2 separate regions of the Homo sapiens genome follow, and region 1 is linked to region 2. The links are chromatin loops, found by intact Hi-C in ENCODE. Cell type or tissue: CD14-positive monocyte. All regions are shown on one strand. Links, peaks and the distances in the headings refer to the core of each region. The heading gives the core; the rest is flanking DNA.

Region 1 (5,386 bases), core at 269-5,268, 230 kb before region 2:
TGGAACCCTTGTGTGCTCTTGGTGGGGTTATAAAATGGTACAGCTGCTGTGGAAGACAGTACAACAGTTCCTCAAAAAACTAAAAACAGAATTACCATATGATCCACCAATTCCACTTCTGATTATATTTCCAAAAGAATTAAAGGCAGGGTCCCAGGGAGATATTTGTACACCCATGATCATAGCAGCATTATTCACAATAGCTAAAACACAGAAGCAACCACAGTGTCTGTCGACAGACGAATGGAAAAGCAAAATGTGGTCTTTACATACAAGGGAATATTATTCAGATTTTAAAAAGAAGGAAATTCTGACATATGTTACAACATGGATGAACCTTGAGGACATTATGCTAAGTGAAATGAGCCAGTCACAAAAAGACAAATACCGTGTGATTCCACTTCTGTGGGGCACTTAGAAATAGTCAAAATCATAGAGATTTGAGAACGTTCTGACTACTGGAATGTAGAATGATGGTTGCCAGGGGCTGGTAAAAGAGGAGAGTGGGGAGTTATTGTTTAAATGGGTATAGAGTTTCTATTTTATACAAGGGAAAAAGTTCTGGAGATGGATGGTGGTGATGGTTGCATAATATTGTGAAGGTATTTGGTATCTCTGAACTATTCAGGTAGGAAAAGTTAAGGTGGTAAAATGCATGTCATGTGCATTTTACCACAAAAAAAAAATGGAGTAAAAATTCAACCAGATATATCAGAGATATGATATTATGGGATTTTTAAAAGTCTCTTTTTAATACATTCATTTTTTGAAAAAGAAGGAAAAAGAGAAAGTTAAAATAAGAAAAAGAAGGAAATATTGTCTTAAAAAATAAAACAAGCTAAAAGGGAGAAACTTTCCTGATGAGTTAGCGTGGGCCCTTCTCGTGATCCTTTAGCATATGGGACCAATAGGAAGTAGCCATTGAGCTATCCAGTCATCCAGGGTGCTGCAGAGAACTGCTGTTGCTTCCCTGAGTTACCACTTGGTCAGAGAGAACTTCCCAGCATATTCTCTTGTTTTTTTTTTGAGCTGGAGTCCTAGTCTGGCTCTGTCGTCACCCAGGCTGGAGTGCGATGGTGCAAACTCAGCTCGCTGCACCCATGCCTCCTGGGTTCAAGCGATTCTCCTGCCTCAGCCTCCCAAGTAGCTGGGATTACAGGCGCCTGCCGCCACACCCGGCAAATTTTGTATTGTATTTTTGGTAGAGGTGGGGTTTCACCATGTTGGCCAGGATGGTCTCGAACTCCTGATCTCAGGTGATCCGCCTACCTCGGCCTCCCAAAGTGCTGGGATTACAGGCATGAGCCACCATGCCCGGTCCATCATATTCTTTTTGCAAATTATTTCATCTTGATTATTTCAAATAGCCAGCAGTTATTTCATCTTTCCAGAAAGAGGAGAGACTTCCCTTCAATGGCTTTTTGATCCTGGTGGAATTCACAAGAAGAGAGCTTCATAAGATCACAGTGCTTTGCGGGAAGAAAAAGATCAAAGTGGATGTGTAAGATAGCCCTACACAGTGTCTTGAGAATACAGCCTGCACAGCACAGGGATGATCCTAAAAACACTAAGCTATGCCATCACTAGACACAGTTGACAGGGAGAGGGTTAGTGTCAGGTTTCACCCTGGAGGTGATCTTCACCTTGTTCTTTGGTCAAGGTAAGGTAAGTCAAGTGCATTTTAGAATAAAACAATGTTTTAAAAAGTAGGAAGCTCCAAACCAAGGATCTGATTTCCAAGGAGTTACAGAAATGGGATTAAAATGACATTTAATCAACTATAAATGACACATAAAACTTTCTTAACATAACATAGTGATTACACATGTGGGTTCTAGAGTCAGAAGGACTGAGTTGGAATCCTGCCTTTGTCACTGATTGGCTTTAGGACCTTGGGAAAGTGATTTCACCTCACCAGGTCTCAGTTTTCTCAGTTGTGAAATGAGTATACTAATATCCCTTACCTCATAAGATCATTGAGAAGATTAAATGAGATAATGTACTGTACTAAAAGTATTTAGTACAGTGTTAGGACATAGTAAGTGCTCAATAAATGTCGGCCATAGCAGAGATTTCACATGTTTCTTCTCAATAATCTCGCAAAACTCTGAGAGGTAATCCTCCTTTCAGAGAATGCACAGCCGCAGAGACTCAGAGAGGTTAAGCAGCTCACCAGCATTACACAGCTCATAAATGATGGGAGCAGAAATCCTCCACAAGACTCCTGACTCCTAAGTTTAAGGTATTTTCCATTTGAGTATAGATGGTAAATTAAATACCAGCCAATCATTCAGCATTTATTTTAAAATGATACATTATCGAAGCATTTGTACGACATTCTCATCTTCTTTGCAGCACTCACCTTCTATTGCAGTGAGCCAAAGAGTAGAGGATATTCCATCTTTAGAACCATGGAGTTTAGAGGGGTTTCAGATTTTGGGGATACTTGGGGTTTGGGATGACACATGAAGAAATTAATCCATGAACTGTACCCTATAGTATTATTCATATTTGTTGTTTTTCTCTTATTAGTAGGTCCCAGTCAGTACCTCTGGAGATGAAATCACTCCCAATCAAAAGGCAACAGTGACTTCATATTATTATTTTCTTGTTCTGGACACTAGATGTCACACTAAGTAAAGTTTTAGAGGTTACTCTTTAGAGTAAGGTGTGGCACAGTGTCTAAAATCTTAGCTATGAAAAATTATAGCTCATACATAAATATAAAGCTGAACTTTATATTTATTTTTTGTTTCTTTTTTTTTGTAAAGCTGAACTTTATATTTCTGGTAGAATGCAGTAAAAGGGTACTTTCCCTAACAAAAAATTCAGAAAAAGAATTGTTAATAAGAAAATGTAGTTGGAACAGCAGCCTATTTTGATGTCTGTTAAATAGATAGATCCCATTTACATGCACATAAAATCGTATTTCCTTCTAGTAACAAAGTGATTTTTCTAGAGGCAGCTCGTGTATACATATCTGTGATCGTTTATGTTCTGAGATGGCGAGAAGCCATTCTTCCTGCAAAAGGAACCAGACATTATCCTAACCTGCAAGGGACGGAGAAGGTGAAAGAAGAGATACTGAATATGAGTTTCATTATCTCCTGAAACAGTCTCAGGGAAGGATGTGTGATCATCTTTCTTGAGTGGCTTAAGCAAAGAAGACAGAGAAGATGGTGCCTCCCAGCCTCCTTGACCTCATTTTTTTCCTTGATTTTGGCTCTCAGAAATCTAGACGAGAATCATAGGTTGAGATTTGGAGGCACATTATTTCCTTTTGGAAAATGCATATATATATATTTAATGGCAGGGAAGTTGGACTCAGTATGTAAAAGAGTAAGATATTCTATCCTCTAACTTAAATGTGTTATTGAAACTTCAATAAGTTTCCATTGAAATGCTTGAAATTCATTGGACGCTAGAGATAATTAATTCAAGCCTTAACAGTCGCAATACACCTTTATTTTTTCAAGTAACTCAGTAATTAATTTGAACTGTGTCTAATGATCTGCACATGACTATAAACACGTATTTCTATATGTGATTACAGTTGTAAATAATGTTTACATTTCAGGGTTTTCTAGGTAGTGTATAAGGACAGGTGATTTCCATTGGACATAATTCCTTCTACATTTGTCAAATATCAGTGCCTTGTTAATGCTAAGATCACTAGGATAAATAAGGTTACAACTGCTAAAATGCTACTCTTTAGGTTTGGGAGTCATCCATGTGTTCCCCTTTCTTATTCAGGAAATGGGCAATTGGTTATTTTAACAGTGCCTTCTAAGACTAGGTGGTTCTAGTTAGCTCTCAAATTCTGTTGGGACTTGGGACGTTTTTCCTCATATTACTGCCTTGTGTTTTAGCAACCTGAGGTCACCCAGGTCCCGAGAGAAATCTTTCATTTTCTCCGTGAGTGCTCGGGGGATGGGGAGTTCTGTGATGATGGCAGCCTGTGCTGTTTCTCCTTCAAGAAGTCAGACAGCCACTTTGGACCATCCGTAGGCTATTCATTCCTTCAACAGTTTGACAACTCAGAAAAGCTATAGCTCATCGTGAAGGCCTCAAAGGGAGGAAAATCTCTCCAGAATAAAATGTAGACAAGACTATGTCCGTATCAGGTCAAAGGTTGGGGTTTTTCCCTGTGGGTAGGAAGGTCAGCTCTGTATTTACCAAATAGTTATTGAATAACCGCTCTGCCTGGCTCAGGGAACAAGGGTATTATCCCTGCTTAGATGGAGTAAAACCTGTGCTCTTCGCCTGCCTGACTGCTGTTAAGGTTGATTTATATCATTATTAAGACAACTGTCGGGGCTGTTGGGTGGCCTTCCTGGTTTCTCCACTGACTTGCCTTTTGATTTTTGGATGTCAGCTCCAGGACCTTCACTCTCCATGCCTAAAGGAAGGCCTAATGCTTTAAAGAAACATTCTGAGGCTCAGGTGATTTCAATCCAACCAATATTAATTGATCATCTGCAATGTGCTAAGCCTGCAAGGAATCAAAAAAATGAATGAAGAATATCTTCCATAAGGAGCTTACAAAAGAGTAAAGAGGATGAGACAGGTACACTATACAAAGACTGTGTTGAGCTTAGAATTCCAGGTTGATAGCTAGGTGGTGTGAGAAGCAAAAGCAAACAGTGAAGCATCCGGGAGCACTTTACCTACGTGTATCTCATTTGCACGTCACAATAACTCAATGAGGAAACTGAGTCACAGAGAGGCTAGGTAACTTCTCCAAGGTCATTCAACCAGGCAGGGGTGAAACTGAGCTCATATTGGAACCCACATCTCAGGGAGCAGGGATTCCTCTTTCTTTCAATCAGGATGTACTTCTACAGGCCAGGTGCGATGGCTCACACCTGTAATCCCAGCACTTTGGGAGGCAGAGGTGAGCCAATCACCTGAGGTCAGGAGTTCAAGACAAGCCTGGCCAACACTTAGTGAAACCTAGTCTCCACTAAAGGCACAAAAATTAGCCGGGCGTGGTGGTGTGCATCTGTAATCCCAGCTGCTAGGGAGGCTGAGGCAGGAGAATCACTTGAACTCGGGAGGCGGAGGTTGCAGTGAGCCAAGATTGCACCACTGCACTCCAGCCTGGGTGACAGAGCAAGACTCCATCTTTTAAAAAAAAAAAAAAAGAAAGATGTACTTCTGCAACTTGAAACAGCTTTGTAAGATTTGGTGGAGGATTTGCAGACCGTGGATTTCTAATGTATCCATGAACCATATTTTTATTTCCAACAGGTCATGGATTGACGGCAGTCAAGGAAAAAGCAGGAGCCACTCTACGGATTCATGGTGTAAATTCTGGATCTTCTGAAGGAGCCCAACCAAATACTGAAAACGGAGTCCCTGAAAGTGAGTGATGTGTCTCCTCTGG
Region 2 (5,386 bases), core at 314-5,313:
TCTATCTAGTCTTTCATATTGCTCACTATATTGACTGCCATTACTATAATCTGTTAAATAATGAGCATTTCAGAAAGTATTGTAATACCTAAAAATGTTAAATGATAGTCTAGTCGCAGGAATCAAAACCACAGTCCATCCACATCTGCACACTGGTGACAAGTCGTCTGACCATAATAAAATAATAACTTAATATTATATATTTTAATAGTCATAATTTTAAAATTATTCTCTCTTGTTAGTAATAAAAATTATTCAGGTCAATTTTTCTTTGGCTTATCCAGCAGATGTTTTAGATTAAATCAAAGTGTTAAAAATTATGCTAATTTATGATTCTTGGTTGTTTGCTGATACTGCATAGTTAATGGTATTTAGCACATTGTCATTTTTTCAACTAATTACATTGTGCTTTAAGATTTGAGCTAAAGATTTTTTTGCACTGAATTATGTACATTCATATAATAACCTGTGAGTATAGACTCCCAGGGAGCCAGGTAGAACTATTCAATTAAAGTTCATGATAAAAATGTGATAAGTATTATTGGCATAAGGAATATACTTAAAATTAAGGGTTTCATCTGTATGACTCACACCTGTAACCCAAGTGCTTTGGGAGGCTGAGGCAGGAGGATTGCTTGAGGCCAGGAGTTCAAAACCAGCCTGGACAACATAGCAAGACCCCATTTCCTAAAAAAAAAAAAAAAAGTTTTTAATTAAAAAAAAATTTTTTATCTGTAGTAAGGCAAAGTTCCCAAACAAATACATATTTAAATGAGCACCTTTCTGAAGGACAAAGATAGAGAAAAATGCCCAATATAATATTATACCTCAGCATTCTAGGTCAAAAGACCTAGAAACTATAGCTCTATAGTCAGCAAACTACAGCCCACAGGTCAACTCTGTCTGCTATTTGTTTTTATAAATAAAGTTTTATTGGAACACAGACATGCTCATTTGTTGATGTCTGTAGCAGCTTTTGTGTTATGACAACAAAGTTGAATAGCTGTGACAGCGACTATATCTTTTTCTTGACATTTACAGAAAACATTTCCAACCTGTGCATGGGGGATCATTCTTCCGTCACCTAGAATATGAGGCCTCCGAGAGGATGAGAATGAGGGAAAAAACTACAAAGAAAATGGTAGCAAATACTAGCAAAGAAAATGGTAAGCCAAGGTAAAGCTTCCAATGATAAGAAAGTAATTGAAAGAAGAGAGCATGGGGTGAAAGACCGAGGAATGAGGGCCTGAGCTCCACATGTCAGGGCCACCCTGAGAAAGTCTCTAAGAGCCTCTGAGAAAGTTTTCTCTGGGTCTGAAAACAATTAGGGACTATCTTAGCTGTGGAGGCACCTAAGTGAAATTGAGTTAAAAATTCATATTTTATTAAATTGCTTTAGACTTGTTCATTTGATTATTTTAACATAGGGAGGTTGAGTCAACTTGATATGTGACAGACACTGTACTAAGTAAGCATTTCATATGTATGTTAACTCATTTAATTTTTACAACAGCTGTATGAAGTAGATATGACTATTCCCAGTTAATGATACGCAAACTAGCTAGTAAATGTCAGAGCCAAATTTCAAAACCAACCAGATCTGTATGACCTTAGAGCCTTTTAAAAAATCTTTGCAAGATTGCTACATGGAGGTGAGTTTAAGCTGTCTACATTACACAGGATGATACATACTTGATGCCAAGATACATCCTCACCACATCTGTGCTACATTTTAAGTTTTTACTTTTAGTGAGTAGAAACAGGCTATATAATTCTGCCTATGGTGTGCCTGAATGGATACACACACAGAGAGGTTTCATAAGTGCCTTTCTATTTTCTTTTTAAATATGTTCTGTGAAAGGACAAAAGAAGGGCATTTTAGAAAGGATGGCATAGTTAATGACTTGGGTGCAGAGGGCTGTTGCTGTCAATAAAGCAGAGAGCAGGGATGCTGAGTGGAGCAGTCATGAATGGAAATGAGAGCATGAGCCATTAGCAGGAAGTCATAAACCCATTATTAGAAGTTTCATGTCATTGAAGGGAGCCAAATGCTTTACAATTCTAAGGACTATGAATAGCCACCTAAGGAGGATGCGTCTGCTGCTGTGATGTATCAGACAGAGTCCAGTTGGGAGACAGAAATCACAGGGTAATCTGAACAGGGAAGATTTTAAATAAATAATCATGTCCCATAACAGAGGATTGGACTCAGAAAGGATTGGCTGGTTATCAGGATCTGAGATTTGCTTTTGCCCTACTGGAGCTAATAAGCTGACCTGTTATGGTTTCATGGATGCTGGCAGAAGACATCCATGGGTTGAAGGAAAAGGATTTTATTACTGAAGGCACAGAAAGCAGTAGGAATATCGTGTTGGGGTCACTTCCCTGTGCCCTTCAATTCCCACAGGAACAAGACAGAGGATCCCAGGTGGAAATCCACGGAGCTTGGGAAATCCACTGCTTTTATAGTAAGTGGTAGGCTATCCTGCTCTTTGTCCTGGAGATTTCTCGCTGCAAACACAACCCTGAGAAATGGCCCAGCTAATCAGTAGTGGGCGGGGACGCTCAGAACCCGCAGCAGAGTGCCTCTCCCCTTCCTTCTGCAATGTCTCCAGCACCCTCTACCGACAAAATTAGCACTGTGCAGACTGGCGAAGGAGAAAAAGGCTCATGTCCACGTTGACTGAGCAGGTAATGAAGACTGGATTTGTAGATGAGAAGCACTAATTAAAAACTGGTGTGGGCCGGGCGCGGTGGCTCATGCCTGTAATCCTAGCACTTTGGGAGGCCATGGCGGGTGGATCACCTGAAGTCAGGAGTTCGAGACCAGCCTGGCCAAGGTGGTGAAACCCTGTCTCTACTAAAAATACAAAAATTAGCCGGACGTGTTGGTGCGCTCCTGTAATCCCAGCTACTTGGGAGGCTGAGGCAGGAGAATCACTTGAACCTGGGGGGCAGAGGTTGCAGTAAGCCGAAATCACACCATTGCACTCCAGCCTGGGCAACAAGAGCAAAACTCCATCTCAAAAAACAAACAAACTGGCGTATATGTTTATCAGCAGTACCAGACACGGCCGAATTATGATATGGTCCAAAAAGGGACAGTGATTCAATTCATTCTAACACGTGTGTGTGTGTGTGTGTGTGTGTGTGTGTGTGTGAGATCGCCACTATGTTCTCAGAGCTAAGGTAGCTCAAAGACATGAAAAAAAATCTACTCAAAACATAGATAGTACTTAAATAATTTAAAGTTTATTTTTAAAAATCATTTCCCTTCCTTAATAATAATAATTTTTTTTTTAACTGAGTCTTTCTCTGTCACCCAGGCTGGAGTCAGTGACATGATCTCTGCTCACTGCAACCTCCACCTGCCGGGTTCAAGAGATTCTCCTGTCTCAGCCTCCCGAGTAGCTGGGATTACAGGTGCCCACCACCAAGTCTGGCTAATTTTTGTATTTTTAGTAGAGACGCGGTTTCACCATGTTGGCCAGGCTGGTCTCCAACTCCTGACCTCAGGTGATCTGCCTGCCTCAGCCTCCCAAAGTGCTGCGATTATAGGCGTGAGCCACCATACCCAGCCCCTTCCTTAATAATTCAGGCCTAAAGCCATTAGGTAGTGTATAGGAAGGATGGCATCCACAGTGGTGTCGAGAGGACTCATGGTGACCCAATGTGGGGTATTGGAGTCCAAGCAGGGTGAAGAGGGTGGGCTACAGGGTGGGTGACCTGGCACAGGGTCTCAGACCCCCATCAGAGTAAGGACAGCGTCCACACAGCACGGCAGCCTGGCCCGGACTGTCAGAGCCTGAGTAGGATGAGGGAGATATCCACACCTGAGAACAGCCCAGCACCTGGGGGATTAGAGCCTGGGCACGATGGGGAAGGTGCCTGTCCAGGGGACAGCCTGCAGTGGCTAGTTAGCCAGGGCCCAGGGAGGGAGAGGACAGCACCCCTGTGCATGGTGTGGGCTTTCAGAGCCCAAGCGTTGCAAGGAGGCCATCCACGACGGAGAACTGCCTGGAAAGGAGAGTGAGAGCCAAGCAGGAAAACATGGGCATCTGGGCCGGAGTGGGTGTGGTAGCAGAAATTGGAGATTGTTTCCATAGAAGATTGATCAAACTAGTAATTATCTTAAGGAAAATGAAAGACAAGGTTTTCACTGTTGGAGAAGGAAGTTACAAATACAGCAGAGGAAAAAACAAGGATGACCCCCGTGGTGTTGAATTGGAATTCGGCATATTGTTGTAAACTCACGGTTTTCAAGATAGAGATAATAGATTAATAAATACATATGCAAATATGTGCGTGTGTGTGTATAGAAAGATAAGTAGACAGATATAGACCAACAGATATTCCTTAGGTAGACAGATACAGACCAACAGATATTCCTTAACTCTGAACTGAGCCAGCCTGAGAATAGCAATAAACACACCTCATGTCCAGGTCTTGGCTTCTAAATACCAATTTTTACAAAAAAAAAAAGAATGATCTTCACTTTGGGAGGCCAAAGTGGGGAGGATCACTTGAGCCCAGGAGTTTGAGACCATCCTGGGCAATATAGTGAGTCCCTGTCTCTACAAAAAATAAATAAAAAATTATCTGAGCATGGTGGTGCACACCTGTAGTCCCAGCTACTTGGGAGGCTGAGGTGGGAAGATTGAGCCCAGGAGGTCGAGGCTGCAGTGAACCCTGATCACGTTGCTGCACCCCAGCCTGGGTGATGGAATGAGACCCTGTCTCAAACAAAAACAAACAAACAAAGAATAAAATATCTTGGAGAAATGGCTGATTCCAGAGCTGGGGCATGGAAAATACAAGGTGAACCGGGAACATCTTACCATCTAACCAAAAAACGAGGTTGTGCTCAAAGACTGATGAAGACATTGTGGCCCAGTTGGATGGGCTTCCACTGGCCAAATAGGAGACAATTTAAGCATAAAAATAAATAAGATCTAATAGCCAGCATCTATATGGAACTTAAACAAATTTACAAGAAAAAAACAACTCCATTAAAAAGTGGGCAAAGGACAAGAACGGACACTTTTCAAGAGAAGACATACATGCACCAAGAATCCATGAAAAAAAGCTCAGCATCACTGATCATTACAGAAAAGCAAATCAAAACCACAATGAGATACCATCTCACACCACACTATTATTACAAAGTCAAAGAATAACAGATGCTGGCAAGGAAAAAGGAGCACTTATACACTGAAGTGCTCCTTTTACACACAAGTTACACACAAGTGAAAAAGCACTTATGCACTGTTGGTGGGAGTGTAAATTAGTTCAGCCATTGTGGAAGATGGTGTGGTGATTCCTCAAAGACCTAAAAACAGAAATACCATTTGACCCAGCAATACCATTACTGGGTATATACTCGAAG

The links. A loop is a pair of places that touch in the nucleus more often than their neighbours do. Peaks named below come from ENCODE experiments on the same cell type or tissue, not always from the same donor. Only the 100,000 strongest peaks of a DNase experiment are listed, where the experiment ranks them.
Region 1: a loop joins it to region 2, with 14 times the contacts of the local background. A loop is called at or near these places in 95 of 110 quality-filtered maps.

What each region holds. Positions count from the first base shown.
Region 1 is chr4:38,900,272-38,905,657 of GRCh38, forward strand. FAM114A1 (family with sequence similarity 114 member A1) reads left to right here. Exons shown (of 15, transcript NM_138389.4): 5 at 5,251-5,364. Among named protein-coding and RNA genes, the nearest start is that of MIR574, 35 kb to the left of the region's middle. RefSeq lists an enhancer at 3,754-3,923. In CD14-positive monocyte, for the core only: a CTCF peak has its summit at 2,609 (motif pointing right); no DNase peak of the experiment used is centred there.
Region 2 is chr4:39,132,880-39,138,265 of GRCh38, forward strand. It overlaps a transcript of KLHL5 not described here. Among named protein-coding and RNA genes, the nearest start is that of WDR19, 47 kb to the right of the region's middle. RefSeq lists a silencer at 2,683-2,732. In CD14-positive monocyte, for the core only: CTCF peaks have their summits at 2,624 (motif pointing left) and 2,824; a DNase peak (open chromatin) is centred at 2,612.